Regions from separate parts of the Mus musculus genome. Here all the other regions are linked to region 4. A link is a loop called in an ENCODE intact Hi-C map of the cell type or tissue named here. Cell type or tissue: heart. All regions are shown on one strand.

Region 1 (5,000 bases), 210 kb after region 4:
AGCCAAGCGTGCCCTTCCAGTGAGAGGTCAGACATTTATGTCGGCCGTGATTGCCAGCCTAATGTCGGTAGAGTTAAACTCGTTTAAACCAGTTTGACCGATGCAGCTCACCAGAGTGCAAGGCTGGCAAGGCTGGCAAAGCTGGAAGCGTTGGCCAGAAAAAAATGCAAAATAGATGATCTTAATGCCACAGTGGCCACTGTCTTCCTGCGTTTGCCTCTTGGCTCTTCTGTTCCTCCCTTCTCTTTTCCCTTTCACCATCCTGCCCTTCTCTTCCCTCCTCCCCCTCTTCTTTCCTTTTCTAACTGTATTGCGACTCTGCTGTCGGCCATGGCTGGAGTGTGTCCCCAGAGTTCCCAAGTCCTCAGTGTGGCAATGCTGTACCTTTTAGGGCTGGGGAGTGTGTCATGTGATCATGTATTATGTCACTGAGGGTGTGGGAGAGATGCTCTTTCAGGGATGGATCGTTTGAGAGTGGGTTGTTGTAAAACAGCAAACCCCACCTCAGTCTCCTCTCACATGCTCCCGGCAGGACGCCATCCTCCTGTTATGACACCACGGCCAAGGGGACCCTTTACCAGAGCCACTGCTGTGCTTCTGTGTCTCCAGAACTCCTTTCTTTATACGCCCAGCCTGGTGTGTTTTGTAATAGCAACAGAAAACAGGCAAATGCGGAGTCTACGGTGACATCTGTTTGGACCTGTTTCAGTATTAAAACCCTTGATAATAAAAACTCCTGACCTTAGAACAGCGTATGGGCATCATACCTGATCTCAGACGTTCCAAGACAGCAGTGAAGGTTTGTGTCTTAAGGAACAGCACAGGACAGGTGGGTCCCCGGGCCCTGCCACCCACTGGCTGCATAGGCTTAAGTGTCTCCCAACCAAATCTGAATGTTCTGTTTCATATAGGAAAACTGGTGCAGGACCTGTCCTAATGGGAGTGCCATCTCGTCTAAAGAGAACAGGAAGTGCCCAGGACAGAGCCCTAGACTCCTAACAGACTAACAGCTATGAAACTGCTTGTTTAAAAAAGCTGTGTGTGTATGCATGCATGTGTTTCTGTATATATGGATTATACTTGTGTGTAGGGGTATGTGTGTGTTCGTGTGAATGTATATTGTACTTGTATATACATGTGTTTGTGTACATATGTGTGTACTTGTCAATGTATGTGAATTGTACTTGTGTGGTACATGTGTGCATATGTAGGTATGCTTTTGAGTATGTCTGTTGTACTTCTGTGTATATGTGTGTGCAGATACATGGGAAACATGTGTGTGTGTGTGCATGTGTGTATGTGTACAAGTATGCACATGCATGTAGAGGCCAGAGGACTTCAGACGTCATCTTTAGGAACACCTTTGTGATAGGAACATCCTTTGTGACAGGGTCTCTCTTTGGCCTGGAGCTCGCCTATTAGGCTAGGCTAGCTGGTCGGTAGCCCTCAGGATCTACCTGTGACTGCCCTGCTCAGCGCAGGAATTACCATCGTGAATAATCATGAACCATCATGCCCAGCATTTCTTCAGGGGTTCCATGAGCTCAGGGCCCTCTGCTTGTGGGGGAGGCACTTTACTGTCTGTCTCTCCCTCCGACCCGCACCAACCTGAAGTTGCTCACTCCAGAGATCACAGGCTTGTCTCCACAAAGGCTGTCAGCCACTAACAATCAATCCCCTGCCTAGGACACAGATCCCTTCATGCTGACGGGACAAGCGCTCAGGTTCAGTGCCCAGGACTTGAAGAGATGACTCTAGTCCCAGGCCCAGGGGCAAGCCCTCTTTTCTTTGACACCTTGATTTAAAACAATAGAAAGGCCACGTTTCTGGGCTCTCTGCCAGCAGGCAAGACAGACTGTTTTCCTGCAGGGCCCTCAATTCTCATGGCAGAACACAGAACTTGGGAACAAAACGCAAAGCTAGACGCCATCTGCTTGGCTTCCGGACAGTGCAATTAGCTGAGAAGTGCCTTTACATCTTCGTAGGACTGCATTAAGTCGGGATTAATTAATTGCCGTGCTAATGGGAAGCACCTTTAGCGCCGCAATGACATAATCGCATGCTATTAGGAGCACAGAAAGGAGCCCTTTATAATTAATGACGTCTTCATTTCCTGAAACGTGTAATCCTTGTGTCCTCAATTCCAAAGAGGTTTGCAGACAGAAGGCACTAAATATAGATCCGGAACTAATATTTAAATCACTTTAAGATTCACCTTTCCATAAGAGTAATGAACCCAGAACAAAAGTTCCCTTGGGTTTCTAGGATTCTAAACCTTTTCGTCCATCAGGTTAAGTAGTCGGCAAGCATGGGTTCAAACAGAAATGGCCAATAATTACCGGCCTGATAGATTTATCCTAAATAGAACAAGTTTTGCCCTACCAAGCATACAAACTAATTTGCAAGACATAAATTAAACTCATTCCAATTGTCCTTGCTGTGATTCACCTTAAAAAGTACTCTAGGAGCCGGAGAGGCAGCTTAATGGTTAAGAGCACCGGCTGCTCCTCCAGAAGAGCCAGTTCAATTCCCAGCTCCCTCATGGCAGCTCACAACTGCTGTGATTCCAGTCTTAGGGGGAATCCAACGCCCTCTTCTGGCCTCCATGGGTACTGCATGCAAGTTATGTATAACGCATGCAAGTAAAACATCCATTATACATAAAACAAGTATACTTTTTCTTTAGTTATAGCACTCTGTGCCTCACTCCCATGATGTAAAAATGAGACTGGCTTTGTTTCTAATTGGAGGAGTTACTAATAAGCCAAATGTCACAGGCCAAGCACAGATCCAAGTACTTAGCGCGCAGTAGTTCAGTGAATCCTCATAGAGATCCCGACTGTGGAATTGCTATGTCTCCCATTTCACAAACAGAGATGCTGAAGTGCCCCGTGGTAGTAATATTGTGTCCAGGGTTGGAAGTGTAACTCAGTGTTGGAAAACTTGCCTAGCACGTACAAGGCCCCAGGACACAATCCCCAGCACACAAGTGGTAAAATACAGCAACCCCCAAACTACTATTTCCCTGGAAAGGACCTTCTGACCGAACTCCTGACCAGAAAGAACAGACAGACTTTGAAGACTGTAATTCATTTTTGTTTGTCTTGTTTTTTGTTTTTTTTTTCAAGCTTTTAGGGTTTCCTCAATGTAACCCTGGCCATCCTGGAACTCACTCTGTAGACCAGGCTGGCCTCGAATTCAGAGATCCACCTGCCTCTGCCTCCCGAGTGCTGGGATTAAAGGTGTGCTCCACCATGCCCAGCTCAGACTGTAATTCTTATTGTCCCCAGAGCCAGTTGACATCTTACCCCTGCTGCCAGCCTGATGCCAGTAGATGCCCGGTCTTCAGCAAATTACATATGAAAGCGGGGGAGGGTACAAAAACTGAGCCTCAGGAACATACCAAGGGTTCCCATGGGATGGGAAAACCTCAGCAATTTGTTTTTATCTCAACATTAAAGGTATGGATTGCCTCCATTTTCATGTGTTTTCTGTGATTTGCTTGTACACACATGTGTTCATGTTCATGTACATGTATGTGTTCATGTGTAGACATTTTTTTTTTGAAAACAGGGTCTCTACGTGCCGAGAACTTGGAAATTAGGCACCCACAGATCCTCCGGTCTCTGCTTGTCTGGCTCTGGGATACCAAGCATATTCCACCACACCATGCCTTTGCACTGGGCTCCAGAGATTAACTTCAGATCCTGTGCCTGTAGGGCAAGCTCTTCACTAACTGAGCTGCCTCCTAGTCTCCGCTTCTGTTTTCTGATTGGATGCACAGCCCAGGCTCCTCCTCAGTGAACTAAGAGAGGTGAGCCCTCCCTGCCCCCCCACCACCACCCCCCACTCCCATGATGCCAAGGCTTGCTTTACCTTGTCGTAATAGTATCTCAGCGCTCTGCTCAGCTTGTCGTAGTTCATGTTGGTCTTGTTCTTGCGGAGGCCCCACAGCTTGGCCACTTCTTCCGCCTTGAGGAGCTTGAACTCGCCATCGTTCGATGTCCAGCAGATGAGGTGCTCATGTTTCTGGTCCAGCAGCAAGTGCAAGAGGAACTGCCACAGCGTGATTGCACTCTCCATACCTGGGAGGTGGGCAAGAGGCAGGCAGGTCAGAGCGGGTCTGCAGCTCAGGCGCTGCGCGGGGGCTCTGCTCCACAGAGCTTAAGAGAAAGTACTTTCTACCCCACCCCCAATGGACTGCCTAGCCACACACAGGTTTTCTGGTTGCACAGTTATGAGCAGCCCCGATGCAGGAACACAATGGCAGTGCCCCGAGGTCCTGAAATTCACCAATCACAAACCAGCGGAGACCACACTGTGCTGGGAGCTACTTAGAGAAAACTGACTAAAGGAATGAACACCTGTGTGGTAAGTTCCCATTGGCTAGCTCCATCTATTCCCACCCACCACATCAACTGCATCTTGGTCAGTCACACTTGCTGAAGTGTGGCCATGAGTGTCTGCTAGGGCTTAGTGAAGTCACACAGGGGCCTAGGGTCATGAAAGTATAGATAGCATCTCCTGGTTAAACTGTCCTTTCACCCAATATAGCCAGCCCTGCTTTGCAGGGAGGGGAACTCAGTTACTCTTTACACAGTCAGCCATCTCAGAACCCAGGACAGGGCTTGCATAGAGCAGATATGGAGTCAGTAGACGCTGGTTAAAGAATCAGTTGTCGCCAACTGAAGGAGGAGTCCTTCAGTTTCCTAAGCACTTGTCATATAGTCGCCCAAGCCCCAGTTTCAAGCACACCGGCAGGAAGTGTTTTTCCCACCAGGAGAGGAAATACCATAAAACAATGTTATCCTTCATCTTTGCCTGTAGCATGAACTCTGCTGTTCCTTCCTCCTGACATGCTGCTTGCTACTTCTTAGGCCCTGATGGACTCTGCTCAGCCATACAGACGCAGTTCAGATGGGATCACTGGACTGTCATGATCTGAATTTTGATCACTTGAGTAGTATTCACAAGAAATCACCCTTTTGTTCTATTACACT
Region 2 (5,000 bases), 53 kb after region 4:
AGAGCAGTCATTGTGAAAGAGTGTGAGATCCCTGGGGGCGGGGGGCAGGCATGGAGACAGAGTTCCCTACATCCAGGAGGTTTGTGAAGGAGCACTTTGGTGTCAACACCAGGGGAAGTGTTGCAGGGCAGGGGCTGTAGCAGAGCAGAGCTAAGACATCTTTATAGTACTCATGGGTCTATTGAAGTCCCATCTTTATAGTGCTCATGGGTCTATTGAAGTCTAAACACAAAATTAGCTCAATTAATTGAATATACAGGATTAGATAAAATCTTGCCCATATTTCATAAATCACATACTCAATTTTTGTCTCGAATTTTATGGAGACAAAGATCTCTCAAAGTCCATTATTAAAACACATAATGTGTCTGGTGGTGGTAGTGGTGGTGGTGGCGCACACCTTTAATACCAGCACTTGGGAGGCAGAAGCAGGTCGATCTCTGTAAGTTCAAGGCTAACCTGATCCACAGAGTGAGTTCCAGGATAGCCAGAACTACACAGAGAATCCCTGTCTCAAAACAACAACAACAACAACAATAATATTAATAAAAAATAAAAAAACAATAAGGTAATGGTATCTATGAATGATGATTATATAAACCATCTGACTGAGTTTGTAAAATGATATGTAAATTAAGATTTTTCTAGATGGAGTAGCATATTCACCTCCTTAGAGATGTGGCATATTGATTTCGGGTATAGTACAATGTTACAACAGTTGCCTAGCAGACTCGAGGCTCCAGGATCAATCCCAGTACCACATACATGTCACCAAAATAGTGGGCTGTCTCTGCAAACAAAAGGTCCATTTCTCTTGTGAGTGTTAAGAAAAAGTCTACAGATTATTAAGCCCCTTCTTCATGCACAAAGCCTTTCTGTTTGTTTGTTCATTTGGTAAAGCATCTGCTGGTTGATCCATCAAGTTGCTTGGAGAACTCCACAGTATATTAGCAAGTCTGCTAAATAACAGATAATTAGTCTCTGGGGGGGGGGGGAACAGGAGAATGCCACAGCGTCCGCAAATCTGTCGCCTGTCTGATGGCTTTTACATTCGAAGCTGCTCCAACTGCTTGGGAACGGCAGCAGTTCTGACTGTGTTTCTTTTCAGGGCCTGCTCGTCTATTCTTCCTACTGCAAAGCTCCAACATCCCGGCTCTTCTCTGCCTCACCTTCTCCACTTCACCAATCACAACTATGACTAAGCTAAAGGAGTCCTCATATAATTATACAAATACATAAAAGGGAACTATGTGGAAGTCTCGTTTTAAGAATAACTATGCACTACTGACATGGAGGACTTTCTCAAAAACTAAAGGCACCACAGGAAATGCCACGTGATGAGGAAACGGTTCATCTGATAAATAAATTTACCTCACCCTGTCCAAATCTCCACAGCAATATCATGATTCCACATTGTTAAGTTCATGGAGGAAATATTATTTCATGGTGTCTTTTTATTATTACTTTTAAATTCTACTTTATGTTGTTTATATGTGGTCATGTACATGCGAGAACATGCACCCATGGAAGAGCCCAGAGGTTCAGGATCCGGGGAGTTGGACTTACAGATGGTTGTGTGCCACCCTACATGTGCAGGGAACTAAATTAAGGAACTCTGCAAGAGCAGCGATCACTCTCAACCACCAAGCCTCTCTCTAGTGCCAGGTTTGTTGGGTTTTTTTGTTTGTTTGTTTGAGACAGAGTCTTGTTATATACTGGAAGATGACCTCAACTCCATCCTCCCTGTCTCTGTCACTTGAGTGCGGAGGTTACAGGTCTGTACCAGCACATCCAACACAGACAATATTTATGTGATAACTCACATTCTCAAAGTGAAGGACTTAGAAAGTCAACCATCCAGGGCTGTCTCTTACAGCAGTCACAGCGCTTGTCTCAGAGCCTGCAACTAGGAGGCCAATCTGCTAGAACACCAGACAGAACTTCCTGCTGTGAAGAAATCCAACCCTCTCCCTTTCTTAGACTAATTTGATTCCCCCGTCAACGCTGAATAAATGTTCCCTGTGGAAACAGTTCTGTGCTAGTCATATTGAGACAGGAGAAAAATAACTTGGCTGTTGGGTATACAAATTAGAGTTAGCAGTAAGGTGTCTCCCCTCCTCCCCTGCCCCCAAATAATGAGTCTTATTGAAATCAAAGGAAAGTTAAAAACTTATCAAAACCTGTTATGGTGATACATACTCACAATCCCAGCATTTTGGAGGCTACGGCTACATTTCGAGACCCTGAATCAGAAAAATTGAGTGCTTTTAGTGGTAGAGCATTTGGCTAAAATGTGCATTCGCTGGGGGGTGGAGCTCAGTGGCAGAGTCCTTGCCTAACACAAACAAGGTCTTGGGATCCTCTCTAGCCCAGCCAAAGGTGGGATGGTGGGTGAACTTAAAGCTTACCAAGTGAACACTTCTGTCTGGGTAGTCTTCCCATGTGTCAACTCAAGATGCAAGCATATTAAGTAGGTTATTCTGTCTGAGCAGGCTTCCCATGAGTCAACAGAAGATTCCCCATAGACTTACATAATACCTGTCTCGCGCAATTTTAGGGAAGTCCTCCTCGGACCTCTCTTTGTTTAAAAGCTGAGCTATAAGAGAGAGACATTGTAAAGAGCAGGGCTACCAGAAAACCTACACCAATGCCAGCTGCAAAGGGAAACTGACTAATCCAAGAAATTTGTCTTTCCTTCCTTACGCTGGTCCTGATCCAGCTGGAGGAAGCTGACTGGCGTTTGCTGGTTTTCCTTTGCAAACGGCTGGCTGCAAGCTGCAGAGGAAGCCAGGCAGGTCTCAGCAGAAGGAAACTGCCCAGTGCCTTCGTCAGTTTCCTGTTGCATCTGACTGATAGCAAAGAGAAGAGGATGTGACGTCATGTTGCCGCAGTTTGACTCTGAGATGCAGCTGATAAACGCCTCCACCTTCCATTCAGAGGCCGGTGACTTACAGTTTTCTTCTGGCCAAATAGAGGTTTAGACTTTCGAACCTGCCTGTCACACATCCCCTAACTACTAAGTCCTTTAAAATGCTTACATTGTAGAAGAGATTAAGAGCCCAATGTTAAGATACATTTTTTTTTCATAAACAGCTCCCTGATGATCTATAAAACTCCAGAAATACACCAAATCTGTTTCTAGGGAAATTAGCTCCTTCAGACTTTGGTCAGCTCATCACAGACATTTCCGTAGGGAGAAATATCTTCTGATTTGGCGACAGGTTAGGAGTGTGTTGGAGACATTTTATTAGATTCTCTTTCCCAAATATTCCTAACAGGGCAGTAAGAAACTTTACTCAAATACTTTAGTGACTTCCATTTGATTAAAGAAGAAAACTTAAGTATTTTACCAAAGATTTGAAAGCCTGCATCATGCATGCAGTCTTTGCCTCTTTCCAGACTCGTCTCAAGCCGTCCCTGTGTCATTATTTTTAAGAGTCTACACATTGTGTCCCAAGCTTTAAGAGCTGAGACTAAAGCCAGGCTATCATCCTAAATGGATTTACCAATTCTATTCTCCTTTTAAAGTTGTGTGCACAGGTCAAATCTAGTTCAAGGACCTTGTAATGTGCATCATCTCTCTGTCTCTTGAAAACTAATCATTCCACCAATGGCGCACATCTTAGGCTGTTTGTCATACGATGGTACTCCCTGGTCCCTAATTTCTTATTTAGGCTTGCATGATTGTATAATAAATTAAGGAAAGAATTCTTTGTTGCATGCTTTGAATAATGCGTGCATATCATCCCAAATTACTACTTCTTTTTTCTTTGAAGCATGGTCTTACGTACCCTACGCTGGGCTGAGATGCTCTGTAGCACAGGGATGATATCTGACTTCTGATACCCTTGCCTCTACCTCACAAGGGCTGGGATTTCAGGCCTTCACCTCCTTGCTTTGTTTTGTGCTGTACTGGGGATAAAGCTAGGGCTTTGTGCATGCCAGGCGAGCACCTCACTGATGGAGCTGCACCACCAGCTACCCCAGTCTTTCCATATCAGCTAAATGAGTCTTTGGAGGCTCCTTCTTTGCCAAAAGCTTCTTGGGGCATGTAGAACTGAAGGGGGGGAGGGGGAGGGGGAGGGGGAGGGGAGGAGGGAGAGAGGAAAAGGCAAGGAAGGAAAGAAAAGCAGTAGAATTTACCCAGTGAGAAAGATGAACTTGGAGAATCCTAAACAAACTACTTTTTCCAAACTGGGCTACATAAGATAGTGCTGAAAAACAACAACAGCAACAACAACAACAACAACAGAGAGAGAGAGAGAGAGAGAGAGAGAGAGAGAGAGAGAGAGAGAGAGAGAGAGAGAGAGAGAGAGAGAAATAGGAATTGAATTGAAGCCACTGTTCAGGATGATGTGTAGGCATTATTCAGAATATGCAATAAAGAGTTCTCCTTAATTTATTATAAAATCATGCAGGCTTAAATAAGAACGTAGAGATTAGGGAATATCACTCTACCACAAGCAGCTTAAGGGTCCTAGAGAAACTAACCTTCCACTATTTGCAGATTCTCCGCTTTCCAAACAGACTGCTCTGTTTGCTAAGGCCAGCAAAGGAAAGGAGCACCTGCTATTTGCTTCCTGTGATGGTTTGTATATTCTTGGGCTAAGGAGTGGCACCATTTGGAGGTGTGGCCTTGTTGGAATAGGTGTGACCTGGTAAGAGTAGGTGTGTCACTTTAGGTGTGGGCTTAATACTCTCACCCTAGGTGCCTGGAAGTCAGTCTTCCACTAGCAGCCTTTGGGTGAAGATGTTGAACTCTCAGCTCTGCCTGTGCCATGCCTGCCTGGATACTGCCGTGATGATAATGGACTGAACCTCTGAACCTGTAAGCTATCCCCATTTAAACGCTGTTTTTATAAGACTTGCCTTGGTCATAATGTCTGCTCACAGCAGTAAAACCCTAACCAAGACACTTCCCTTTCTTCCTCCCTGGTTCTCTTGCCTGGGATTGCCCTGAAATTATGACTGTATAATCCCAAACTTATTTTCCAGGAAAT
Region 3 (5,000 bases), 480 kb after region 4:
CACGGAGACAGAGGACAGATTTATTCTGTATATCAACGAAGAGGCTGCAAGTCAGGGCACGTAGGCGTGCTCTAACAGCAGAAGACGTAAGCAGTTTCTCCCTAGAGCCTCCAGAGAAACACCCCCCCATTTTGGGGGGGGGGTCATTGTCAGAAGACTCATTTTCAGGCTCCTGACCCCTAGAACTTCAAGCCAGGGGGTTTGTGGCGCTATTCCCAGCTTCCATGGGACACTAATGGGGATGCACTGAAAAGGTTGCTTATCAGCCATGATGTGACTCTCCACACCCTAGAGGGAGATACATATGAGCCTGGAGCAACCTGGATTCAGCCAATGACTCTTGTCAAACTGGCAAGCTGTAGATTGTAGGCCCAAGGGTTGCCTTGCCCTAGACCTGCAGAAGGATCAGGCAGGAGGCTAAAGGGTAGATTCCCATATTCATTGTTGGGTATAAGGTGCTATTCAGGGGATACAATATCAATACTGCCCCCAAAGATCAGTCTACCCAGAACCTGAAAATAAGAACATATTTTCAAAAGGGGTCTTTACAGAGCTAATTAAAGGATCATGGGTTTATGGTCTATCTTGAATACAACTAGCGGCCATGTGTGGGGGTGTGCTCCTTTGATCCCTGCAGAGGCAGGCAAATCTCTGAGTTCAAGGCCAGGTTGGTCTACATGGTGAATTCCAGGACATCCAAGGGTTACATAGTAAAACTCTGTCCCCCAAATCAAAACAACACCCCATTAAATGTAACTGGTGCTTAAATGCATTAAATGCAGTTAGCTTTAGAAGGCTAGGGGTGAAGAGAGGGCAGATGGGAATATGTCCCTATCTGGAATCCATTGTTGTTCAATGGTAAGGGGCACAGGATGATTTCAGGCCAAGTCGTGATCTTAGATCCAGGAAACAGAACCAGTGGAGAGGCTATGCACTGTTGAGAAAAGGACTCACGGGATTACAGAGACAACCATCAAGCTGGAGACTCAGAAAAGCTGGTGCTAGAGTCCAGCCCAGTGCAAAGGCCTGAGCCCAGGGGAGCTGACAGGATCAGCCCCAGTCAGTTGAGCATGGGTGGCAATCTGAGAGGAAATGACCCAGCTCAAACAGCAAGGCACCCATGTGAGAGAGAGTCAGTGGGGAGCATATGTCCCCCCCCTCCCCCAGCCTATTGTCCTACTCAGGCCCTCCGTGGATTGGCTGATGCCCACACATGTTGGGATGGGCGGTCTTCTTTACCAACTCTACCAATTTGAATGCTAAAGTCGCCTGGAAAACCCCTCACGGACATACCCAAAATAACATCTAATTTGGGCAAACCCTAGCCCCAGTCAAGTTAAGACATGAAATTAATCACCACTGATACTCTCTCTGCTGAGCCCTAGCCTGTTGGCCATGCTTCTCCCACACCCTTGCACTGCCCAGGGCCCAGCCTCTGCCACCTAACTGTCTCTCCTCCCTGTATCATGAGGCCTACAATATCATCTGCCTTCTTGACATCTTTACAACCCACAAGGCCGGCCAAGAATCACCCACAGTCTCCTCCCTGTGGCCAGACATGGCCCTCCATGGCTGACACCCCCTTTCCTAGAAGGGGCCCATTATACTCAGCCTTCAATGCATCCAGTTACCTACTGTGTGTGGTACTCTATGCTTAACTCTCTAAGGAGCTGGCAGGCGTGTTCCAAAGTGGCCCCAGCATCTCACTCCTCTGCTACTGATTGGTGGGGCCAGGGTCCTCTTCACATCTCTACATCTCCAAGTGTGAGCTTGTAATAACGCAGACTCCTCATCTCTGGTTCATGTCCCCTGAGATGCTGGGCCCTGAGAGAGTGGGCAGAGAAGATGTGGCTCTTACCGGGGAGACCCAGGAGCTGTACTGCCAGGTTCAACTGGAGGGCAAGATCCATCTGAAACCCACCTTCTCAGAGACCCCTGCATCCCATTTCTCTACTCCAGCTGGTGGGGGCTTTATAATTCTGGCCAATAAAGGAACTAACTACACCCTCCTTCCTTTCCTTCCCTCTCTTCTCTCTCTCTCCCTCTCTCCCTCTCTCCCTCTCTCCCTCCCTCCCTCCCTCCCTCCCTCCCTCCCTCCCTCTCTTTCCTTCTTCCTTTTCTTTTAGATGAAGGAAAAGATGCTGTACTCAAAAAGGAAAGACCCTACAAGATTTTTTTCAAAGATCTCTTCGTTTTCAAAGAAAATGAAATTGCTGCCAGGAAAAAGGTAAGGTTTTCTTATGATCAGCATCCCCAAAGAGGTTAGAGCCAAGTGCTTTCAGCCATAGATCTCACTAGTTTTACGTGTTAAGTCTAAACTAGTTAAGACACGGTGATGCCTTGTCCTATGTTTGGCGCCATTCTGGGAAGACAGTACACAGGGACCTTCAGAGATCGCCACCTAGTGGGAGAAGGCCGCTACACCATGTCATCACCAACTAGCTCCACAGCTCACTCTCCATCTTGTGTCCGACCCCCTAGGGTTTTTCATATTGCTACATTTCAGGTCTAGCTTGCACAGGTGGCATGTTGTACCTCACTGGCCAAGCACAAAATAAAAGTATGTCTTACCATGGATAGCACCTTGGGACCGGCAGATCCTACAGCCAGAGCTGTGTGAAGGAGACAGCAGAGGTCTGCTCTGTGGACAGAGAAGAAAGAGTAGGAAGAAGACCCAAAGCATTCACTGTGGTGGCAGGAGCGGAGTCTTTAAGAATAAGCCAAAGTGTGTCAAAGCTGTTACGGATAAACAAGTTTACACGTGCTTTGAGGATAGAGGAGACGAAAGAACGGGGGTGGTGACGTGGAGAGGCAAGGGAATGCTTTTTAGAGTAATTTAAAATTAAAAAAAAAATCAGCACTGGGCCTGATTTTCTTCCCAAAGGTAATGAATGGGTTAAAGGACTCTCCTGGCTCTTGGTAGGATGAATAAAATAGCCAGAAACATGAAGTGTATTCACCCAGGGGTGGCTTTTCTCTGGGCCTTGAGAGCCTCCTCAAGCTTCACACGAGATTAAACTGAGACGTTGAAAGCTATCCAAAGGGTGGGTTTTCACTACTCTCTATGGAAGTCTGCCTTCCATTAAGTTTTCAGCTCCAGTGAGCTAACAATCTTTGAAATTTCCATATTTTCCCTGATTTAATCTAGAGAGGCATTTTCCTGTCTCCGTTTCTGAGATAGTTTGTATAAGGCCCGCCTTTGCAAGGTTATCCTTGTCTCTGTGTAAGAAAGCAAAGGATGCTGGGTACATTTCTTCCCGGGCGAGCTCCGGAACTGCCTAAGGCCGAAGGTCTTTGCTGTTTACATCTGAGCACCGTTATAACAGTATAATACTTTGGTGCATTAAAATTCCTTTCATGCTTTTCGCATCTTGGGCAGGAGAGAATGAAAAACCACAGCATGAAAATCTACCAGAAGACAACATTTTCGTCCCGAATGAAGAGTCGCTCACACCTTGGCCAGCTAGCTTTTTTCGCTGACGCAGGCAGCTCCTCCTATGAACGTCTGGGGCTAGATCCCACTCTTATTCTCAGGCTGACAGAAGGTAAGTGTGAGGGTTCGAAGAGGTTTTACCCTCTACAGACTCCTGTGTTCGAATGGCTCAGAGGTAGGTAGTGTTACTATTAGGAGGTGTGGCCTTTATAGAGGACATTTGTCACTGTGGGGCGAGCTTTGTCATCTTAAACGTTTAAACTATGCCCAGTGTGAAACAAATCCAGCCTCGTCCTGGCTTCCTGCTAATCAAGGTGGAGAACTCTCTGCTCCTCCAGTGTCATGTCTGCTACAGGCTGCCATGCTTCCTGCCATGATGACGGTGGACGAAACCTCTGAAACTGTAAGCTGGGCCTAATTCAATATTAGCCTCTGTAAGAGTTGTTGTGGTCATAGTGTCTCCTCACAGCAATTGAAATCCTAAGACAGTAAGTCAACATTACTCTTAGTTATTCATATATATATATATATATATATATATACATATATATACACATATATAATTTATTTTATGTACATTGGTATTTCGTATAATATATACATATGTATATATGTGTATATATACACATATATGTATATATAACTTATTTTTTTTAATTTTATGCACATTCAGATAACCTAGAACTGGAGTTATAGGCAGCTAAGAGCTGCCATGTGGTTGCTGGAATTGAACCTGGGTCCTCTGGAAGAGCAGCCAGTGCTCTTAACCACTGAGCCATCTCTCCAGTCCCTATTCTTGGTCTTAAGGTGTGGCTCTGGATATATGCTATTCATTGTACGTTTGGGAGATTTTCTGGTGCTGAGAAAGATGGAATCAGAGCTGCTCTACTGTTGTGAGATAAGCTACCGGAGAACACAACGTGAACTACTTGTTTATTTGTTTGTTTTATCTGTGTAGCCCTGGTTACAATCGCTACAGATCAGGTTAGCCTGGAACTCAGAGATCTACCTGCCTCTGCCTCTGCCTCTGTTGAGATTCAAGACATATGCCACCACTGTCAGGCCAACACAGACATTCTTCAAGTCAAAAGGAAAGTCTTTATTGCTGGACAGTGGCTACATGGGGAACTTGCCCAAATCATGAGGCCCCAAGTCTCACAGCCACTTGTCTTTCATGTAAAAGGCAAAATAACACACGCTTGCGCGCGCGCACACACCCACACCCACCCACCCCCACCCCCCCCACACACACAATATCCTGGTTGGCACACTTCAGTAAGCAAGACACAGAAATATAAAAGCCAAAAATAGCTAGGGACTTTTTATTTGTGGACTTTTCTAGAACTATGGACTAGGTCTCTGTTCCCATTTTGGCCTGCGTGCTGGGTTTCAAGGTCAGAATGGTACCTCTAACATGGTGTCATTCATGTTAAGTTCTGGGGCCTGTTACAATGTGGCAGGTAAGCTCTTTGCCATAGACTCGAGAACAAAAAGAAAGTGGCTTAAGAAGACATTTTTCCAAGAAGATCCTTACTTCACCTGCCTTTGGGAAGGAAGAAAGTCAATG
Region 4 (5,000 bases):
TTGCACAGATTTCCCACTTTGCTGTGACCTGCCGGCCTCATGTTTCTACCAATTTATTTGAAAGGTGTCCTCGTGTAAGACTAAAAAGTCATAAATGACTATACAGGCTTCGTGAAACTGTTAACCATATTGGACAAGTGATTTGGGGAAACCTGAATCTGTACCCCTAGGCCATGGCCACTCACATTTGGCTTCAGAAAAAAAATGATCTCTTTATCTTACCTGGGGTAAGTGTTGTATTTTTGCATTGATGGTCTTTTAAAATGGAAGCATTTCTGTGCCTTCTCTATTTCAGTGGTTCTCGGCCTTCCTAATGCCACTGCAACCCTCTATAACACAGTTCCTCATGCTGTAGTTACTCCCAACCATAAAATTATTTCATTGCTACCTCATAACTTTAAGTTAGCTACTGTTTTGAATTGTGACAATTATCTCTGATATGCAAGATGCAAGACAGCTGATATGTGACAAGCCCAGGGGTCGGGACCCATAGGTTGAGAAACCATGCTCTATTGGGTAATTTTTGCCTCCCAATACATAGATTAAAGTCTAAGAAATAGACACAGAGGAAGAAAATCAAGCTGGGAAACTGAAAAAATTTGAGAAGGCACTCACTCACACCGCCCATGCCTGGCCTAAAATTCCCGTGCATAAATTAACTCCTTGTCCAACACTGTATAGAACTTGCTATATTTGGGCTTAGGCCAGTGATATGGGGTTAAACTCACAAGTTCACAAACTGAAAGCCCAGCCTTGGCAGGGTCTTATCAAGCCAAGCCCAGGTCCATGACCTTCAAAGACGTAGACCCTGACACAGAACTCACACCATGGTACATGCTCAGTTTCTGGTATAATACTGAGCGGGGGGAAACGGCATATATGCCACAGTTGCTAGACTCACAGTAAAGCAAAAATATTCAGAAAACTAGAAGTCATTAAAACAGGACACTGAACAGCCAGGCCGTTGGCCTGAGGGGCTGACAGGGCAAGGCCACAGGCCTAGGGAAAAACAACAGGAAATAGTGTCTGGGCTCCTTTGTGTAAGTTAGGAACATGGTGACTCAGCACTTCCTGCTGTAGGTCCACCACACCCTCTGCTGAGCTGAGCTGCCCTCCCATCCCAGGCTCCCTTTGGTCCCTGAAGGAACCACCTGGAGACTTTCAAATACAAAATAAAAGGGCAGGCTTTGTAGTTGTTATGGCTGTTACTATACCTCAGTACAGTTTTACTTATTTGCATATTGTTTCCAATATTAAAAAAAAAATTAAACCCTTTAGACTAGGAAGGCTATCAACCCAAATACTAAGTAGCCAAAGGAGTTTGTTTCTAGCTGGCTCTCTGTCTGTTTTGTAACCACTTACTTTTATTTGACAGAGGCTGTCTCCAACCTTCAGGAGCTTCTCGTTGTAATAGTTGGACGGCAGCCTGGGAGCATATTTGGTCCAGATATTAAACAGCGTGGTGGCACTGTAAGAGTCATGAAGTGAAAAGACATCTTCAGAATGAGCAGGCAGTGTCAATTAATTCGTGGGCAACCCCTTTCTCACCTGCCTTGTGCTGAGTCTTTCTCATATTCCTTATTGTTAACGTCTAAGGATCAACAAACATTAGTATATCTAGTGTGTGCCCACCGTTGACTGGAGCCCCTTTTTATATGTGTTTAAAAAAAACCTCCTTTTGAGAACAGCTTTTAACTTCACAGTGAAGAAAATCCAGAGATGTTCCTCCATCTCCATCCCCAGGCATAAGCAAGCTGTGTGTCCTCTATGGGTATCCACCCTTCTGGGGTTCTTCGTCTCAAGAGAGATCTTCGAGGTGGACTCGGAAGGAAGTCCAAGGACCATTTTACTAAAGGAAGGAACGTAGTGCAGGCTAGATAAAGAGCCCGGAAGCAGCCAGGAGATGGAGCAAAAGTCATGCCTTTTAAGTTAGGCATGGGATAGAAAGAGACAGATGATTACTAAAGGAGAAAACACTCCCGAGAAAGAAGTGAGCCAGTAAGCCAAGGAGAGAGCCATATGGTATATGTTCTGTTATAGCTCTCTCCTCTCTCTGCTTTGCATTTCATTTGTTCCACGCATGCTCAGTTCCTCAGGTTGTGTCAGGATCTCCAGTGTTCCTCGGCAGACTGACTTCTTTCTTATGTTACCCTTTTTTTTTTTTTTTAATGTATGAGTGTTTTTGCCTTGCATGCATGTATTTGCAGTACCCTGGAAGACCAGAAGAGGGCATCAGATGACCTGTAGCCATCTACAGGTGGTTGTGAGGCACCAGTGGGGGCAGGGAACTGAACCCAAGAGCAGGAAGTTCTCTTCACCACTGAGCCATTTCTCCAGCCCCCTCCCTGGTTTATCTTGATGTAGCTTTTGTTTCGGTTCCTACTTTTTTTTTTTTTTTACTGTATCTTGTAACAACTGATGAGGCAACCCTAGCACATCACGTATTGACAAAGTCCAGGGTTTCTGGCAGGGTTCACTCTTGGTGATGTACTTTTGATGAGCTTCAGACACATGTATAATGATACATATCAGCACTGCTTCAAGATACAATGTTTCACTGTCCTGAAATTCCTCTGGGCTCCACCTACACATTTCTCCCTTGTTCCCTAATCACTGATCTTTTTACTGTCGCCATAACTTTCCTCTTACAGAATGCCACATAGTATGTAATCTTTTCAGACTGCCTTCTTTCTTTTGGGAGTATGTATCACATTCCTCTATGTCTCCCCTGGTTCGCCAGTTTGTTTCTTCTATTGATTAATATTACATGATTGGATAAGACTGTCACTTATTTTTCACTAACCTTATAAAGAATGTGGTTGCTGCTTACAAATTTTAACAATTATAGGTAAAACTGCTAAGCGTATCTGGGGTTTGAGAGGCAGCTCAGTTAAGAAAGCGCTTACTGCATAACATGAGGGCCTGAGTTGGAGTCCCAGAACCCACGTAAACAGCCTCGTCCCGTGGCACTTGCTTGTGGTCTCAGGGAAGCAGAGCCAGGAGGATCTCTATGATTCACTGGCCAGTACCTATCCTAATTTGTACGCCCCAGATTTCAGCAAGAGACACTGTCTAGAAAACAAAAGATAGCTCTTGATGAAGGGCAGTCAAGGTTGAACACTGGCCTCTCTCTCTCTCTCTCTCTACACACACACACACACACACACACACACACACACACACACTAGTGGAGGGAAGTAAAGGGGAGAAAGGAAGAGGGAGAGGGAGAGAGGGGGGAGGAGGAGGGGGAAGGGGAGAGGGAGAGGGAGAGAGAGAGAGGGAGAGAGAGAGGAGGAGGAGAGAGAGAGAGAGAGAGAGAGAGAGAGAGACTGGTATCCACATGCAGGATTTTATATGGATATAATCTTCCTTTGGGTAAGTGCCAAGAGCCACAATTACTAGATGGCATTAATAGCTTTGTGAGACATCATCACCTGTCTTCCACAAAGCCACATCTGCCGTTCTGCAACCCTTCCAGCATGAAGCTTCTGGTCTCATCAGCATTCAGAGCTGTCAGAGTCCTGGATTTCAGCCTTGCAGTCCTGTGTAGGCGGTCTCACAGTTGTTTGAATCTGAAGTTCCCCCGATGTTGTTGTATGTGGAGCATCTTCTTATGTTTATTTTCCATCTGTGTATACCTCTTTGGTGAGATGTCTGTTGGCTCTTAGGCCAATTTTTAAAAACAGGTTGGTTTGAGGTTTTTGGGGTTTGTTTGTTTTTTAAGTCCATTGCATGTTGTGGACAACAGTTTTGGGTTTTGGTGTTTTTTTTTTTTTCTATCATATATGGAATTTGAGAGTGTTTAGTTTACAGCATAGCCGGTCAGTGATAGTCCACCCCTTTAATCCCAGCACTCAGGAGACAAGAGGCAGGCAGATCTCTGAGTTTGAGGCCAACCTGATCTACAGAATGAGTTCCAGGGCAGCCAGTACGACACCGAGAAACCCTGTCTCAAAACAACAACAACAAAGCTTACAGACTATTCTGCCTATGTTTTTTTCATATTCTTTACAAAGAGCAGAAATCTTTAATTTTAATCAAATTAAGTTGTTCATGCCATTGGAATTATGTCTAAAAAGTAATTGCCAAATCCAAGGTCACCCCGGTTTTCTCTTAGGAATTTTGCTGTTTGGAGCCTTACATTTAAGACAGGTGATCCTCTGAGTTGATTTCCAGGATGGAGGAAGTCTGTACCTAATTTCATTTTCTTGCATGTAGTTGTTGAGCATTTCCAGCATCAATCGGTCTCAGCTCTATTCCTTTGTCAAACTACAGACTGTACGTCTGGGCTGTGTATTCTTCCCCATTGATTTACCCAAGATCCTTTCATCAATATCACGCTAGCTGTTTATAAATCCTGAGAGGGTGCTGTATTTGATCTGCCAGCTTTGTTTCTTTGGGTTTTGTATGTTTGTAACTCATTACAAACAAGGTAGGAAATAAATAGAGACAGGGTCATGGCCCTCCCTTCTCCCAGAGGTCATTGGCCACTGGCCCATGAGGACAAAAGGGAGCAGAGTCAACAAACAGGGTTTCAGATGACCTTTGTGTATGAACAGAAATGACAACGCTTGGTGATCAGCTTTGGGGACAAAGATCAACTTTATTTGGGGTGAATCAAGATTTATATAGTTTGGGGGAAGGTGGTTGGAATATCCAGTGTGGCTGAAGGCTAAATAAGGTACTGAGAGACCTCCTTAGCATGGAGATGCATTCCAGGAATCTCAGGTGCTTGCTGAATGGGTTTGATATCAGGAGAAAGGACGCTGGATCTGTAACTTCGCCAAGGCTACATGACATTCCGCAGGTAGAGGACATGGAGGTTTGGAGCTCCCCAGACAAGGTCAGAGAAGAAACCATGCCAGTAAACGGAGTCCACCATTTTGCACCGAGCTGTGGGCTTTCCAGCAGCATCAGACTTTGACCTGCTAACTAGCAGGGCTTCCCAACACGGAGTCTCACTATGAAGCCCTAGCCACCCTCAGACCTAATATCTTCTT
Region 5 (5,000 bases), 360 kb after region 4:
CAATGGCAAGCATGAGAGGCTATGCTGTAGGGTGTGAAGTTTCTCCTAGGACACATTCTTGGGGGATATAGTAAGAGATATGTCAAAAACCCACTCTTAATTGGCCTTGAGTTTCTGGGTTCAGGAGAAACCAATGAGTCACTGTGGGGAGGTGCCCATCTCTCTCCCTGTCCACCGAGTGCCTTGAGATTTCCTGCCTTGCAGATGGAGTCAATTTCTTCTTAAAGGAACTTTTGGCTTTCTTTTAACAGCAGGAACCGACTTTCCTTGTTGTGTATAAAATCTGGTACAACCACATTTTCAGAGACCACCATTACTTCCTGCAGGGCCCTGCTTAAAGCAACTATTATCCCATTGGTTTCCGCTTCCTGATGTCTTTCCTGCCAACCCGGATCATCACAAAGCCAGCAGCTTCTGGGCTAAGAACAAGCTTGAAAGGCTAACCCTGCTTTGTTCAAAATTTGGACTTCAACCATGGAGATGCTTTGCATGGGATATATTGAAAAAAGAACAAGCCAAGAGGGCAGCCTGCCGGGGACAGCTGGAGCTGCCCGGGCTGCTCAGAGCTGAATGGTCTCATCCTTCATCGAGCAGACCCCTGACAATAGTGCAGGCCTCATGGTGGGAGATACAAGAGGTAGGATCTGGTCCTAGGTGTCATGTATAAGGTGCCAGACACTATTCTTGGTGTTTCACCCACAGTCAATCACACGAGTGTGACAGCCCTGATATTTTATGATCTATGGGCTTGGTGCCCAGGGTGGGGATTGTCCATGATGGGGTTTGATCTGCATCCACCTGACTCCAACAACAAGAAAAACAGAGCTTCCTCTTCTAGTTTCCGCCGTGCGCAGTCTCTTTAGGACGCGGTGAAGCTCTGGAAGGAGCAGAGAAGGGAGAGACACACATCTATCTCTCACGCACATCACACACACAGTTATCCTAAACCTCTCTTAGCAGATCCATGCTCCAGGAGGTGAAAGCTGCTGTCCACTCTGCCGAGGCCTGTGGACACTTTGCTTGGGTATCTCTGAAGATGCAGCACTCACATGGGAACTCTGAATAAATGCATCCTCACCAAGCAGCTGCAAACCTTAACGCCAACGCACAAGGACAGAGTTGGGGTGCTCTGAATAAAGACGAGGAATCTTGGTTGGGGGAGGCTTGAAGGAGAGTGTGTGTTTAACCCTTTGACACTGATATGAAGATGTCACCCCAAAAGTTTATTTTTGATAAATACATACTTGAGGTTTTAAAAAATCAGGGGGAGGGGGGAGCGGGGGAGGGAGAGTCTCATAATGTTTTAAGTGTATTTTTGTTGAGTGATGTTCACAGTTTCCCTCGGCATCATGCAGTCCACCGGCTGCAGGTTGAGTGTGTCCTGGAGAGATGAGGAGCCAACCAGTATAATGCTACTACCATCTTAGTTTGTAAATTTTTAACTTTATTTGTGTGTGTGTGGGGTGGGGGGGACACAAACTTATACCCAGAAGTCCAGGCTGACCGCAGACTCTCTACATAGCCCAGGATGGCCTCAAATTTGTGGTAATACTCCTGACTCAGCCTCCAGTATGCTGGGATTGCAGGCATGAGCCACCTTTCCTGGCTTAATAATGCTAAACAGTGGGTGCTGCAGGGTCTCACCGTGCATCCTGTTTTCAACCAGGTTGTAGAAGGTGTGTGTATGGGTGCACATGTGAGCCGGCGTGTCTGTGCCTATGTGGCAGCATGTGTGAATCCATCCTTCAAGGAAGGGCTAAACAGCCATGTGTGAAGGAGTTACTGTCTCAGGGGGACATTTGGAGTCACAGGGCATGGTAGTGGGATGATGAGAGGCCCGCTGGTTTTAATATTGCTTCCCAGAGATGCTTCGGGAAGAGTGAGGAGGTAAATTGGCTGTTGTGAGTGATCTGAGATGAGTCCAAAAGTAGGAGGCAGCTGCTGGCAGGAAGTAAAGGGAGGCTCACTGTTGCCTGGCCCTTCCATAGAACACAGGCACAAAAGGAGAAGAAAGCAAGGGGGCTTGTTTGCCCTTGCTTCCTGGTGTAGACATGCTTTCATTTCAAGATCATCTAAAGAGCTTTCTGGCTTCACAAGCCAGTTAGCAGGAACTTTAGGGAGTGCCCCAGCAGCATACCTGGGCAAGGCTAGGGTGAGGCTCTCATAGAAGCCATGGAGAATGCATTGTATTAAGGACTAGTCATACCTTAAAATAGTCATGCAAGTGAAGCCTTTTGGACACTAGAGGGCGCCATTGACACACAAATGGTGCTTCCAGGCCCACACCACTTCACTGCAGAGGACACCCCACACAACTTAACTACAGTCTAACTTCTTGAAAGTTGAGCCTCCTATTCAACTTCACACCAGTTCAGTGGGATCGGCCTAGTCTTGAAGCAGGAAGCTCACAGGGGCCAGTAGCTGCAGGTTTTCCCAACAGACCTCACCTTCTAAAAACCCCTTAACATCAATGAAAGCAATGACACCTCAGATTCCAATGTCTTGGGGGAATTGCATCAGAAGTGTGCGGTGGAGAGATAGCTCAGTACTGACTGCTCTCCCAGAGGACCTGGGTTCAATTCCTAGCACCCACATAGAGGCTCACACCTGTTTGTAGGGCTTGTGATACACTCACATAGACATACTTGCAGGCAAAGCACCAATGAACATAGAGTGCAGAAGGGGAGAAAGAGAGGAGGAAGAGAAAGAGAAAGGAGAAGAGGAGGAGGAGAAAGAGGAAGAGGAGGAGGAGGGAGGAAAGCTAAGTGAGTTAGTAAGAATCTGAACATGTTTACAAAGGAGTTGTACTTTACTAGAGAGAGAGAAAGGAGAGAGAGAGAGAGAGAGAGAGAGAGAGAGAGAGAGAGAGAGAGAGAGAGAGAGAGAGAGAGAGAGAGAGAGAGAGAGAGACAGGCAGGTTCTTGGAAGGACTCTCTAAATGCCTGAAATGATATGAAAATTTATTGCTTGGTTAATAAGAGGTCTTAGGGTAAGATAAAATGCAAAGCTAGACAACATAATGGCTCTGAAAGTCAAAGATTCAGGTCTCATTCAACAGGTCAACTTTGATCCAGCTATAGTCCCTTCATGGTCACAAGACATCAGTCATTGTTCTAGAGTGACAGAGAACAATCCCTCTCTCCCTTCTTCCCTCCCTCTCTCCCTTCCTGCTTCCCTGAATGTACATCTGTGTGAGTATATGAGTGTGTGAATGTACATGCATATGTCTGTGTTCATGCATGTGTGTGCACATGTCCACGTGGTGTGCATGTGTGTGCACTAGCACAGAAAAGAAATCTCCTCAAGAAAAGTACTCCATTAAACAAACAAACAAACAAACAAACAAACAATTTGGCCAGCGGTGGTAGCGCATGCCTTTAATCCCAGCACTTGGGAGGCAGAGGCAGGTGGATTTCTGAGTTTGAGGCCAGCCTAGTCTACAAAGTGAGTTTCAGGACAGCCAGGGCTACACAGAAAAACACTGTCTCGAAAAACAAAAAACAAAAAACCAAAACAAAAAACCAAAAAAATTTAAAGTACTTTTAAAAAAATGGTTAAAAAAAAGCATTTATTTTCTTCATGTGAATCAGCCTTGCTGTAGAGGGGTTCCATTGTGATGTTCTGACATTTTTAGGCTTGTTTAGAGTTCTACTGTCAATGGCACCTCCCAGTTCATAAAAGTGGATCCAAGGGAAAGTAAAGAGTGGGTGGATATTATTGTTGTTGTTGTTATTACTGTTATTATTAAACAGGAGCTGTCCTTGAGACTTAGTATTTCCTATTTCCCAACAGCTAAAACCTATATTCACCAAGCCATACCTTACAGCCAGAGAGGCCAGGAATTGCCATCTGTATCTGAGCATACAGACAAGCAGGCACATTCGAGTTCCTTTCTAAGTTAAGTATTAACACAATTGGTCAACAAAAGTTGGTTGAGAGATAGAGATTTTTCTTTCATTCCATAAACAGAGTAGCACCTACACCACGCAAGATGTTGTAAGATATCTAGAAATGATTGGAGTTATATGTAGGGATGTGTGCACATTGCATGAAAATCCTGTACCGCCTGCCTCGGTGTCCCCAGTGCTGGAATTAAAGGCATGCACTACCACACTTGGCTCGTCTTTCCATTAATTAGTGCAAGTCCGTTATTTTTATAGGGCCCGTGGTTGTGCAAAACCAGCCTATATTTCCTAGTTTCCTTCATAGTATCTGAGAGTTTTCTGAGGTCAGCCTGGTCTACAAAAAGGGTTCTAGGATAGCCAGGGTTGTACACAGAGAAACCCTGTCTCAAAAAACCAAATGATAGGAAGAAAGAAAGAAAGAAAGAAAGAAAGAAAGAAAGAAAGAAAGAAAGAAAGAAAGAAAGAAAGAAAGAAAGAAAGAAGAAAGAAAGAAAGGAAGGGAAAAAGAAAGAGAAAGAAAGAGAAAGGAAGGAAGGAAGGAAGGAAGGAAGGAAGGAAGGAAGGGAAAAAGAAAGAGAAAGAAAGAGAAAGGAAGGAAGGAAGGAAGGAAAGGAAGGAAGGAAGGAAGGAAGGAAGGAAGGAAGGAAGGAAGGAAGGAAGGGAAAAAGAAAGAACGAGAAAAAGAAAGAAAGGAAGGAAGGAAGGAAGGAAGGAAGGAAGGAAGGAAGGAAGGAAGGAAGGAAGGAAGGAAGGAAGGAGAGAAAATGGAAATCAGCAATTGGGAATCTCCACCACGTTCTTTGCAGCTTAGATTTCTCCTTAGATTTTTTATGAGCGGCAAGGAACAGAACTACGCACTGCACCAAAGCATTCACAGAGAGTGGTCTATGCTGCTACCAAATGTATCTTTCCTCTCCTTTGGAACCTGACATCTGTGCTTAGATAAAGATGGAGCCAGAATGACCCAAGAATACCAAAGGGTCCTTCTATTGCATGTTGATAGTTGGGGTTCGGCTGTCTTAGAGATGAAAAACAGAGTGAACTATCTGTTACCCAGAGAGGTTCAGGCCCCCCAAAGGAGTCTGGAACAATGAG
Region 6 (5,000 bases), 400 kb after region 4:
ATACAACGCACTTTGGACAAATTATGTATCTAGACAAAGGATCCACATCATTCATACTTGGCAGTCAGGTATGAGGCACAGAAACTTAGTGCCCAGCATCTAAGGGAAGACTGGCCTACCACACATTGCTGCTTTATAGACCTAGTGAGCTGCTTGGAGTTCTAGGAATCCAGCAAGGACTTAACTAGGACCTAAGTAGATTGGAATTCGCCATAGAACACATTGGACAGTGTAAACTTTCCTTTAATCTATTGTCAATTAAAAGAAAGGAGGGAGTGGGAGGTTGTGCTTACCAAAGCCCTCGTGTAGCCTAGAGCTAGGACCTGCTGGAACCCACCTCAGTGCTCCCTGCCTGTAATTCCAGCCTCAGAAAGCAGAGATGAGATTCCCAGAGCAGGCTACCTATCAAGACTCGCCATAGCACAGAGCTCTGGGTTTGATTGAGAGACCCTGCCTCAGTAGAAAAGGCAGACATGCGTGCATCTACACACGCACACACACACATACATATACACACACGCGCGCACACACACACACATACACATGCACACACACATACACATACACACGCACACACACATACATATACACATACATACACATACACCTATACATACACACACACCTATACACACACACACACACACACACGCACACACATACATATACACACACACTCACACACACATACACATGCAGACATGCACACATATACATGCACACCTATACATACACACACACATACACATGCACATACACAGCTACATACACACACATACACACACGCGCGTGCGTGCGCATACACACACACACACACACACACACACAGTAAGAAGGAAAGAGGGGTAGATACATGAAATGGAAGTAAAGAGCTCTCTCTGGGGTTAGGCCTATTAGTCCTATTGATGTTAAAGAGGTTTCTGTGATTAGGGAAGGAAAGAAGGCAGTGTTTGCTTCCTAATGCCTGTGTGTTGAACCTGTTGACATACAGAGTAGACATACAGTGACCCTTCAGGCCAGGTCTGAGATGTCGTCAGCTGCAGCCTGTCGATCGATCTGATGATGGAAATTCTAAGATGTTTTCTTTTTTGTAGGCAGGTGACAAGTCACTCTCCAACGTAAGTAAAAATTTCTTCTTACAATCTTAACACTCAAGAAGTTGTTAAAATACCCACTGTGTTGTTTAGAAGTTATTATTGTAAAAGAAAACTGGGGTTATCCTCTTGCTACTTCAGCAATTAGGTTTAGTAGAGTAAAGAAAAATTTAGCCAAATATATATGATACATAATCACAGAAACAAGTATTGTTATTTCCTGTGTATGAAACATTTTAATCGGCTTACATGCTCATTGAATTTAATACTTTCCATGTCTTTTTTTTTTTTTTCTTTGTGGTAGTTGTTTCTAATCCATTAGCATGTTCTATACCTTTTTGGTCTTGGTTAAATTGCATTTTCCTCCCGAAGTAAGTAATTTTTTAATACGTTTTTAAAAACATCAAGTCATGTGACATTGAAGTATTTAAATAAGGACTTGCTTCAGGATGAGGTATCCGGTGTGACCACTAATCCCTTAACACTGTCCTCTCAGGTTATTGCACATGAAATATCTCATAGCTGGACAGGAAACCTAGTGACTAACAAGACGTGGGATCACTTTTGGTATGATGGGTTGTTTTGTTTTCTTTTGTTTTATTGGTTGCTCTTGTTGATCCTTCTGCTTTCCACCCACCGCCACCGCTGTCTCCTCTGTACTTCTTGTTTCTCTCCCCTACGGTCTCTATGATCCACGGAGTTTCAAAAGACCCTGCCGCACCTGTCACAGAGGTCCATACAGTCTAGGTGTGCAGTTTATTCCTGCCGCTAACTCTCTGACATTGCCGCATTTTAACACAGACTTGGCAATAGCAAGATTGCCGCTTCCTTTTCTCTGCTGCCACCTGCTGGTCTGGGCTTGCTATCGTCTTAGTTGACTGCCTGGGCCTCTCTAGGCAGCATGGGCTGGGATGTAGAGGCCATGCTATCTATAAGGGCTCTCCTCCCGGGGGAAGACACAAAAGAAAAGATCCGCTTGGCTAAGATGCTGTGTTCTATCTGCTGGGACAGTACCCATTTTGTTGTTGTTTTTTTTTGTTTTGTTCCCTTTCAGGTTAAACGAAGGACATACTGTCTACTTAGAGCGCCACATTTGTGGACGGTTGTTTGGGGAAAAGTTCAGACATTTCCATGCTTTGGGAGGATGGGGAGAGCTACAGAATACGGTAAGTAGGGTGGGCTTCTACAAGAGTCACCCAGCCTTGCATAGTCATTACCAAACTGGGTTAATAAACTATCTTTTTAACAACAGGGTAGTCATAGGTGTAGAGGATGTAGCAGGTGCCATGCATAGCCCTGTTCTAAACTGGGAGCCAAGAAACACATACGTTCTTTACTGCTAACATAGATGACTATTGCATAGAAATTTATGTGAATACTTGTGATTTGTTTGTTTGTTTGTTTGTTTGAGACAGAGTGATCTGTGTAACAGCCCTAGCTATCTTGGAACTCACTCTGTAGACCAGGCAGGCCTTGAACTCACTGAGATCTCTGCCTGCTTGCCTCTGCCTCCCGAGTGCTACAGTTGAAGGTGTGCACCACCACTGCCTGGCCCTAATACTTGTGATTTTTTTTTTTCAAAAATGTATTTATTTATTTTGTTTTTTTTGGAGACAGGGTTTCTCTGCACCACCACTGCCAGGCAGATTTATTTATTACTTATATCTAAGTACACTGTAGCTGTCTTCATACGCATCTGAAAAGGGTGTCAGATCTCAATACAGATGGTTGTGAGTCACCATGTGGTTGCTGGGATTTGAACTCAGGACCTTTGGAAGAGCAGTCAGTGCTCTTAACCGCCGAGCCATCTCTCCAACCCCTACTTGTGAATTTTTAAACACACTCTCCCCAACTCTAAATGTGTCGCTCAGACATTAAATCATCTTTCTAGTTCTTTTGTCAAAGTAAAGCCTGTTATTAGCAAGGAATATCTGAGACATACATGTAGTTAGACTCCAGGAGTGATAGCAGCATACTGTTTCCAGTCTGTACGTTGAAGGTTTAGAAGCCTGAGTGAAACAGAGCCTCCCCAACAGCTTGCTGGCGCAGTAACAGTCCTCTTCCTATGAGGGTACTCATCTCACTTTATTGGGTTGCAGATAAAAACATTTGGGGAGTCCCACCCCTTCACCAAGCTCGTGGTTGATCTGAAGGACGTAGACCCCGATGTAGCCTATTCCTCCATCCCCTATGAGAAGGGCTTTGCGCTACTCTTCTACCTTGAACAGCTTCTTGGGGGACCAGGTAAGTAGCTGCCATTGTCCGCCGGTTGGCTTTCGTTTGTTTTTAATCTCTGGGAGGGTGATATGAAGAGTAGAGATGACTTGTTAACTCTTTCTAGTCTTTTTACATTTCTGGTTCATTCTGCTAGAGACGTCTATTGCTGTCAGATGTTGCCTTCATCCACAAAACTCTACACAACCCCTTAATCTAGATAATGGGGGCTTGACTTTTTTTTAAATCCCATTATAGTTAAAGAGTTAGGGTAATAGCGTATATCCATAGACAAACTTCCTGCAATCCAGAAGTTTATGAGTGACAAATGAGCGGCCTCCCAGCCCTCGCCAGCCCCAGAGTCACCTCATTAGCACTTTGATGTCACTGGCTCCAGATCTTATTCTAGGGGTAGATGACTGTCAGTCACACACACACATATACATGGAATGACTTTAATAAAATCAGGGATCCTGTAGACTCTTATTGGTGGGTCCACTTCCTCCATTGAAGTTCCCAGAAGTCGCTGTAATTCTCTCTTCTTTCTTCAAGTTTTCATGGATGTGACGTCACCTACATCAGCTTCCTCCTTCCTGTGGGTCTTAGCCACCTCAGCATAGGGTTTTCCCCCTCACCTTTGCACCTCGTGGCTTCACTTTGGAATATCTAGATTGCCAGTGTCGTTGTTGGGTTGCACCCTGTGCCCTTCAGTAAATAAAACAAGCACTCCTGGAACATAAGCCATGTGTGACTCAGCGGGGCCCCTGAGAACCGGAGCGGCTTAGCAGAGGATTTGGGGAGAGACCAGTCGAGTTGCTTCTATCACACAGTGTCCTGATGATTCTGCTTCATTACTAGTTACTGATGTTAACCTCTTCCCGTGCCACAAGCATGAATTCGAGTTTCCCACAGGTCTGTCCGCATGGAGGTCCGTACAGTAGGGTGTGGTGCTGTACAGGCAAGAGAGAGCGACTGTCTTATGTATTGGTTCTGCATCTGTCTTTTTTAAATTTCTAAGCTCAGTGTTTTGCATCCTCGTACTCAGGGCACGTGACTCTCTCTCTCTCACACAGATGTGCTGGGATTATGTGACATTATATTGATGGCCTGGGCGGGGTGGTACCCGTTTCCATCGGCTTTGAAGGCGCCTGCCCTTCCATTCCATTTGTGGGCTTACTCCCCCTTTGTCTCATCGATGAGGGCTATTGCTTTAGAACTTGGGTTATTCTTGCTCTGTGACTTCATTATGTCATCCTGGCTGGAAGGAGACTTCTAGGCCCAACTGGAGACCTGCCTCCTGTCCTGAACATTCTCTCACTGTCCAGAGCTCTCCTTGGTCCTTTGACTGTTCTCTGTTGCCCGTGGTTACCAGAACAACGTCAACTGCAAAAACGACGTCAAAGAATTGCCTTCCTGTGAATTGATTTCTTTTTCTTTCTTTTAATTTTGTTTTTCCTCCTAGAGGTGTTTCTAGGATTCTTAAAGGCTTATGTTAAGAAGTTTTCCTACCAAAGTGTAACGACTGATGACTGGAAGAGCTTCCTATATTCCCACTTTAAAGACAAGGTCAGCTTTAAATTCTTCCTATTTTTCATGCTCCATGTAGCTCTATAAACTACTTGTTAGGCTGTGTGTATTTCTTAACCATAAGTATTGGCTCAGAATTTCCCAAGAGACTCCTCTGTTGTATTC

The links. A loop is a pair of places that touch in the nucleus more often than their neighbours do. Peaks named below come from ENCODE experiments on the same cell type or tissue, not always from the same donor. Only the 100,000 strongest peaks of a DNase experiment are listed, where the experiment ranks them.
Region 1: a loop joins it to region 4, with 3 times the contacts of the local background. A loop is called at or near these places in 35 of 42 quality-filtered maps.
Region 2: a loop joins it to region 4, with 4 times the contacts of the local background. A loop is called at or near these places in 10 of 42 quality-filtered maps.
Region 3: a loop joins it to region 4, with 1.9 times the contacts of the local background. A loop is called at or near these places in 6 of 42 quality-filtered maps.
Region 5: a loop joins it to region 4, with 2.7 times the contacts of the local background. A loop is called at or near these places in 27 of 42 quality-filtered maps.
Region 6: a loop joins it to region 4, with 2.7 times the contacts of the local background. A loop is called at or near these places in 10 of 42 quality-filtered maps.

Annotation. Positions count from the first base shown.
Region 1 is chr10:93,280,893-93,285,892 of GRCm38, forward strand. It overlaps Elk3 (ELK3, member of ETS oncogene family), which reads right to left. Exons shown (of 5, transcript NM_013508.2): 2 at 3,877-4,085. The coding sequence starts at 4,083. Gm32551 (a long non-coding RNA gene) reads left to right here and starts at 4,081. Exons shown (of 2, transcript XR_871953.3): 1 at 4,081-4,371; 2 at 4,878-5,000. In heart, a CTCF peak has its summit at 2,604 (motif pointing left); DNase peaks (open chromatin) are centred at 1,839, 4,137 and 4,779; H3K27ac peaks cover 2,099 bases.
Region 2 is chr10:93,121,624-93,126,623 of GRCm38, forward strand. Gm40740 (a long non-coding RNA gene) reads left to right here and starts at 4,793. Exons shown (of 2, transcript XR_871951.1): 1 at 4,793-4,828. In heart, no CTCF peak of the experiment used is centred here; a DNase peak (open chromatin) is centred at 2,828; H3K27ac peaks cover 1,536 bases.
Region 3 is chr10:93,546,783-93,551,782 of GRCm38, forward strand. It overlaps Ccdc38 (coiled-coil domain containing 38), which reads left to right. Exons shown (of 16, transcript NM_175488.6): 3 at 2,127-2,227; 4 at 3,380-3,545. Among named protein-coding and RNA genes, the nearest start is that of Ccdc38, 8.7 kb to the left of the region's middle. In heart, a CTCF peak has its summit at 2,405 (motif pointing left); a DNase peak (open chromatin) is centred at 2,409; H3K27me3 peaks cover 282 bases.
Region 4 is chr10:93,068,467-93,073,466 of GRCm38, forward strand. It overlaps Cfap54 (cilia and flagella associated protein 54), which reads right to left. Exons shown (of 68, transcript NM_001347060.2): 2 at 1,363-1,468. Among named protein-coding and RNA genes, the nearest start is that of Gm40739, 3.8 kb to the right of the region's middle. In heart, a CTCF peak has its summit at 2,221 (motif pointing right); DNase peaks (open chromatin) are centred at 1,065 and 2,225; H3K27ac peaks cover 1,730 bases.
Region 5 is chr10:93,423,639-93,428,638 of GRCm38, forward strand. No RefSeq gene overlaps it. Among named protein-coding and RNA genes, the nearest start is that of Gm40742, 4.9 kb to the right of the region's middle. In heart, a CTCF peak has its summit at 2,241 (motif pointing right); a DNase peak (open chromatin) is centred at 2,223; H3K27ac peaks cover 650 bases.
Region 6 is chr10:93,469,706-93,474,705 of GRCm38, forward strand. Lta4h (leukotriene A4 hydrolase) reads left to right here. Exons shown (of 19, transcript NM_008517.2): 9 at 1,095-1,118; 10 at 1,591-1,661; 11 at 2,149-2,260; 12 at 3,194-3,338; 13 at 4,771-4,874. Among named protein-coding and RNA genes, the nearest start is that of Hal, 17 kb to the right of the region's middle. In heart, a CTCF peak has its summit at 1,953 (motif pointing left); a DNase peak (open chromatin) is centred at 1,936.